Linked DNA regions of Homo sapiens: region 1 is linked to region 2. A link is a loop called in an ENCODE intact Hi-C map of the cell type or tissue named here. Cell type or tissue: ovary. All regions are shown on one strand. Links, peaks and the distances in the headings refer to the core of each region. The heading gives the core; the rest is flanking DNA. Region 1 has its middle 9.8 kb from the start of COL6A2-DT. Region 2 overlaps LOC105372842 (proline-rich protein 36-like).

What was found. Peaks named below come from ENCODE experiments on the same cell type or tissue, not always from the same donor. Only the 100,000 strongest peaks of a DNase experiment are listed, where the experiment ranks them.
Region 1: a loop joins it to region 2, with 6 times the contacts of the local background. A loop is called at or near these places in 11 of 110 quality-filtered maps.

The regions. Positions count from the first base shown.
Region 1 is chr21:46,086,353-46,089,260 of GRCh38, forward strand. No RefSeq gene overlaps it. Among named protein-coding and RNA genes, the nearest start is that of COL6A2-DT, 9.8 kb to the right of the region's middle. In ovary, for the core only: no CTCF peak of the experiment used is centred there; no DNase peak of the experiment used is centred there.
Region 2 is chr21:46,037,515-46,040,422 of GRCh38, forward strand. It overlaps LOC105372842 (proline-rich protein 36-like), which reads left to right. Exons shown (of 3, transcript XR_001755088.2): 2 at 102-384; 3 at 919-2,019. Among named protein-coding and RNA genes, the nearest start is that of COL6A1, 57 kb to the left of the region's middle. RefSeq lists an enhancer at 1,371-2,013. In ovary, for the core only: no CTCF peak of the experiment used is centred there; a DNase peak (open chromatin) is centred at 1,627; H3K27ac peaks cover 2,500 bases.

The sequences.
Region 1 (2,908 bases), core at 203-2,702, 49 kb after region 2:
ACACCAATTCTGAATAAACTCTTTCAGAATATAGAAGGGAAGGTAACATTTCAAAATTTATTTGATGAGACCAAAATCATCCTGATACCCAAACCAGAAAAGAAAAACACAGACCAACATCTCAAATGAACATAAACACAAAATTCCTTAACAAAGCATTAGCAAATTGAACCTGCCAATTTATATAAAGGATACTATACCATAGCTAACTGTGCTTATGCAATTTTGGCTTAAGATTTTTTAAATCAAACAATATAATTTACTATAATAGCAGAATAGAGGTGATGAACAATTTGATCACCTCAATAAATGCAGAAAGTATATTTGACAAAATGCAATGCCTGTTTGTGAAAGTACTCTAAGAAAACTAGAAATTGAAGTTAACTTTCTCTAAAATAAAAACTAAAAAAAAAAGAAGTTAACTTTCTCAACATAATAAAGAGCATCATCACCAACAACCACCAAAGCTACCCTATAGTTAATACCATATTTCTGTGAAAGACAGTGGACTTTCTCTCTAAATTCAGGACTATGTTAAGGACATCCATTCTCACCACTGCTATTTGACATTGTACTGGAGGTTTAACTAGCGGATAAAGGCAAGAAAAAGAAATAAAGGTATACATATTGGAAAGAAGAGGTGTATTGGTCTGTTCTCATGCTGCTGTAGAGAACTGCCCAAGACTGGGTAACTTATAAAGGAAAGAGGCTTAATTGACTCATAGTTTAACATGGCTGGGGAGGCCTCAGGAAACTTACAATCATGGCAGAAAGGGAAGCCAACATGTCCTTCTTCACATGGTGGCAGGGAGAGAGAAGTGCAGAGTGAAAGGGGGAAAAGCCCCTTATAAAACCATCATATCTTGTGAGAACTCACCCACTATCATGAGAACAGCATGGGGGCACCACCCCCATGATCTAATCACCCCCCCACAAGATCCCTCCCCCAACATGTGGGGATTACAATTCGGATTACAATTCAAGACTAAATTTGGGTGGGGACACAGAGCCAGACTACATCATGAGGTAATATTGTCTGTATTCACAGAGGATATTATTTTGTGCTTAGAAAATTCTACAGAATTTATTTAAAAAGCTGCAAGAACCGATAAGTGAATTTGACAAGGCACAGGATCAATGAACAAAAATTAATTATAAGGCCAGGACTTCTGGAATGGTGGAGTGAGAACCTCCATAAATCCAGTTTTCCTTAAAAGCAAAGAAATTACTAGAAAAAGTATCAAAATATTCTTTTTCAGAGCTCTACAGATTAACCAAAGTATTGCAACAACCTGAAAAGCATTTATTCCAGAAAAAAATACTGTACCTTGGTAAGAATTAACTACTGACACATAGCCTATCATAAATGAACCTCAAAAACATTATGCTAAATGAAAGAAGCCAGACACAAGAGACCACATAATGTATGATTCCATATGATTCCATTTACATGAAACATCCAGAAAAGGCAAATCTATAGAGAGAAAGCAGATTAGTGGTTTCCTGGGGTGGAGGGTATGAAAGGGTATTAACGATAAATGAGCATAAGAAGTCTTATTGGGGTGATGAAAACTTTCTAAAGCTGATTTATGATTATGATTATACCATTTGGTAAATTTGCCAAAAATTATTGAATTGCATACTCATACTTGAATAGGGTGAATTTTATGTTATGTAAAATATACCTGAATAAACCTATTTTGGAAAGAAAAACAAACTAAGCATACTCTTTGCCAGTTTCTCAGTGCTAGGGAGAAAACACCTAGAATTTAGGGCCCTCGAAGGAACAGAACCCTCAGCAAATACCTTAGACTCTCAGCTGGTCCCTTGGAAAGTTAGGCTCTAGGATTAGGGGAAAACTGGTGATATATCAGTATTCACAAAGACATAAACTTAGATTTGAACTACATCCAACTGTGATTGGAAAAAGGTGACCTGTCCCTACACCAACTGTCCACCAAAATAACACTAAATCCTATAAAAAGTAAGATAACATTAAACAGAGCTTCTACAATATTTCATACACAATGTCCAGCACTTAATCAAAAATAACCCAGCAAGAAAAGAGACAGGACCGTATGCCTGTATGGGGGAAAAAACAAACAAGAGAAACAGATCCATGGGTGGCCTTGATTTGGGAGTTATCAGACATGAACTTTAAAATAAGTATGATTCATGAGACATTAGAAGATGAGATAGTTGCGTTAAAAAAAGTAATTGACACTGAAGATAAAACAGAAATTCTAAAAGTAAAAAATGCAATAATTAATGTTAAAAGCTCAATGGATAGGATTAATAGCAGATTAGACATAACAGAAAAGAGAATAAGTTAATTTGAAAATAGGTCAAAAGGAAATGGGCAGACTGAAGGACAAAGACAGATAATATAGAAAAGCATATAAGAGATGCATGGAAGATGATGAAAGGCTCTAACCTGTGAAATTTAAGGCCCAGGAGGAAAATAAAGACAGAAAGGGGCAGAGGCAATATCTGAAGAGATCATAACCAAGAACTTTTCTAAAACTGATAAAAAATATCTTACCACAGATTCAAAAAAGAAAATCTACACATAAAGGACATCGTTCCTAGGTACATCATAAAACTGCTGTAAACCAAAGACGATAAGAAAACCTTGAAAGAATCCAGAGGAAAAAAGCACATTTTATTTAAAGAAACAACAGAAAGATAGATTTTTTTCCACAAATCTGAAAGCCAGAAGATAATGGAATGTCATCTTCAGAGTATCAAAAGAAAATAACTGCTAAGTTGGAATTCTTACCTAGGGAAATATCTTTCAAAACTGAAGGTTAAATAAAAGGCTGTTGAAACAAATGAAAACTAAGGAAATGTGTTGCTAACAGACCCACACTAGGCAGTCTCTAAAATAGCCTGCAGCAATCCTGCCTCC
Region 2 (2,908 bases), core at 219-2,718:
CAGGATGACCTGTCAGTGGCTCTCTGTGCCGGGGACGTCGCGTGCTGGGTCCCGGTCTGAATGCTTCCTAACGATTTACCCAGTTCCTTTTCTCCACTCAGGAGGCGTTTGCTGAGAGGCACAGGCTGAGCCCCCGTGCTGATGCCACGACCGAGGGAACGGGTCTCCCTGTCGGCGTGAACTGACCCGGCCAGGCGTCCACTGCCACTCGGACTGTCTCCCAGGCACGTGGCGCCCACACGGGCAGAACACGCCCTCCACACACGCGGCTTCGGGCAGAACACGAGGCGCCCTCCACACACGCGGCTTCGGGGCTTGTCATGAAAAAAGCTGAATGCTGGGGGTGCAGCTTTCACCAACAGAATCCCGTTTGGAAGGGACGCGGTGAGACATGATCCACCCTAAGTTGTGATCCTGGGTGAGCCGCCGTCCACACCCTGCTGAGGGTCCCTTCACCCACTTTATTCTCCAGAAAACCCTGCCCATCAGGGCTGAGTCCCACGCCTTCCCTCTCCGTCCAGGCCTGGCTTTGACCTCTGGGGTCGTGTGGGGCACAGGGGACACCCTATCCAGGCAGAGGCCCTACGGCTATCTGGAGGAAGTGGTGGGAGCTGGGCTTCTGCCTGGAGGATGCACCCAGAGGGGTCACAGTCCACACAGAGACACACGGGTGCCTTCCAGATGGCTGAGCCAGTCCAGCCCAGAAGGGCCTGGGGGTTGGGGGCTGCACCTGGCCTGTCCCCACCAGCAGGGCTCAGGGCTTCCCAAGGTGTGTGGGGGACGGGGCAGCACCTCTCAACCAGGTCACCTGAAACCCGAACTGAAAGGCATCCTAAGTTAAGACATTAACTCCCATTGTCAAGGTGCCATCGTCAATTCTGTCTCCAAATCCTTCTTTGTTATTTCATGTATTCACAGAGTGACGCTCCGTGTTTCGTTCAGCCTGCAGGCCTGCAGAAGCTGCATCTCGGGATGGCCAAGAGCCCGGCCAGGCCCCACGGCTGCACCCAGGACGGGATTCATGCCCCATGCCTGGCTTCTCACGACCACAGAGTGCCTTTCCCGGGACTGGATGGAGGCAGAGTGAGAGAAGAGCCTGGAGCAAGTGTTTTGGACCACAGTGATCAAACACGGAGCCCGTGGGAGGACGTGGGAGGACGTGCGGGGCTTTGCCGGGCGAGCCCGATGCTGCTCACGGCACCTGGAGTGTTCGGGCCGCTATTTGGGCGGTGTTCTGAGCAGCCGTCAGACCTTGAGTTTTGCTGTCAAAAGCTCTTCTCTCCTGCCCCGAAATATACCCAGTCCATGCCCCAAGAGGAAAGGCCTTTGTGCCAGGTGGGCACCCGGCTGCCTCTTGGCAAAGACTTGTTGGAAAAATGAGTGAGTGACGAGGCTGCTGGTCAGCGTGTGGCCTGTGGCGTCACTGGGGCCTCTGGCGGCTGCTGGAACCAGAAGAGGAGCCTGCGCTGCAACCCAGGCCGCACCACATCAGGGTCTCACTGGGAGCCGGAGAGCTTGTTCCCAGGCAACCCTGAAACAGAGAAGTGTCCTTGGAGGCTTCACCCACGCAGACCCACGGCTTCCTGGTAGAAGCCGTCTGCACCCCCGCACTGACCTGGCTCTGTGAGGAGAGCGGGGAGGGGCTCCAGGGAAACATCCTGGCGTTGGCGTAGCCAGCCTGTGAGTCACGGGGAAGCCGGCTGCCCGGATGCCCCCCAAGGACCCGGTGAGTCCACACACAGTACAGCAGGGCCTGGGCCCGCACCACCGCCTTTTCCTGCAGGCCCCTCATGTCCACTGACTGCACCTCCAGGGACTCTGCCCGGCAACCCAGGCGCCCCCGACACACCCCACCACACAGCTCCTTCTGCCTCACCCACACCCCGCCAGACCCTGAGCGCTCACGAAGTCTCCTTGTCAAGAACTTTGAGAGCCAGTTGCTAAACACAGATGTTATTTATTTATTTGAGACAGAGTCTTGCTCTGTCACCCAGGCTGGAGTGCAGTGGCACGATCTCAGCTCACTGCAGCCTTGGCCTCCCGGGTTCCAGCGATTCTCCTGCCTCAGCCTCCTGGGTAGCTGGGATTGCAGGTGGCCACCACGCCCAGCTAGTTTTTGTATTTTTAGTAGAGACGGGGTTTCGCCAAGTTGGCCAGGCTGGTCTCAAACTCCTGACCTCAGGTGATCTGTCAGCCTCAGCCTCCCAAAGTGCTGGGATTACAGGCGTGAGCCACCGCACCCGGGCTACAGATGTTATTTTTAAAATTACATAAACTTACAATTAAATACATTAAGTTAAATACCATGGTCACAAAGGTGCCTTCTGCCTCTGCATCTGCGCGGTGGAAACACCACTGCAGCGTTCAGGAGCTTCCTGAGGTGGTGTGTTCCCAGCTGGAATCAGCACTCGCGACGAATCCCAGGTGCTCTTCCTCAGGGCCAGTGGGTAAACAGTTACCAGCATGGTAGGCCTCACCACACCCCACCGCTGCCACCCGCGAGCCAGCCACGTCCCGCCCTCCACCCTCCCTCCAGCCCTTCCCAGGACCCTCTGCGTGTCCCTGGTCCTCGCGGCCTGCATCTGAGCGAGGCCCCCTCCATCCTCCCTCCAGCCTCTCCCAGGACCCTCTGCATGTCCCTGGTCCCCGTGGCCTGCATCTGAGCGAGTCTCCCGGGGGCTGCACAGCTGTCCCTGGGCCTTCAGCTTCTGACCGTCTCTTTGCTGCAGCTGGAGCCCTTTCTTGGGCACCTGCGCACACTCAGGGCTTCCACCCCAGATCTGGCGTCCCCCAGAGCAGCTCTGTCTTTGAAATCTTCTCCTTGGGGTGTCCTCTGTGAACACCCTCACTTCACCTCTGGCACCAGGGCCGCTGAGTGACCAACCTCTCCTCCTGGGGGTTCAGCTCC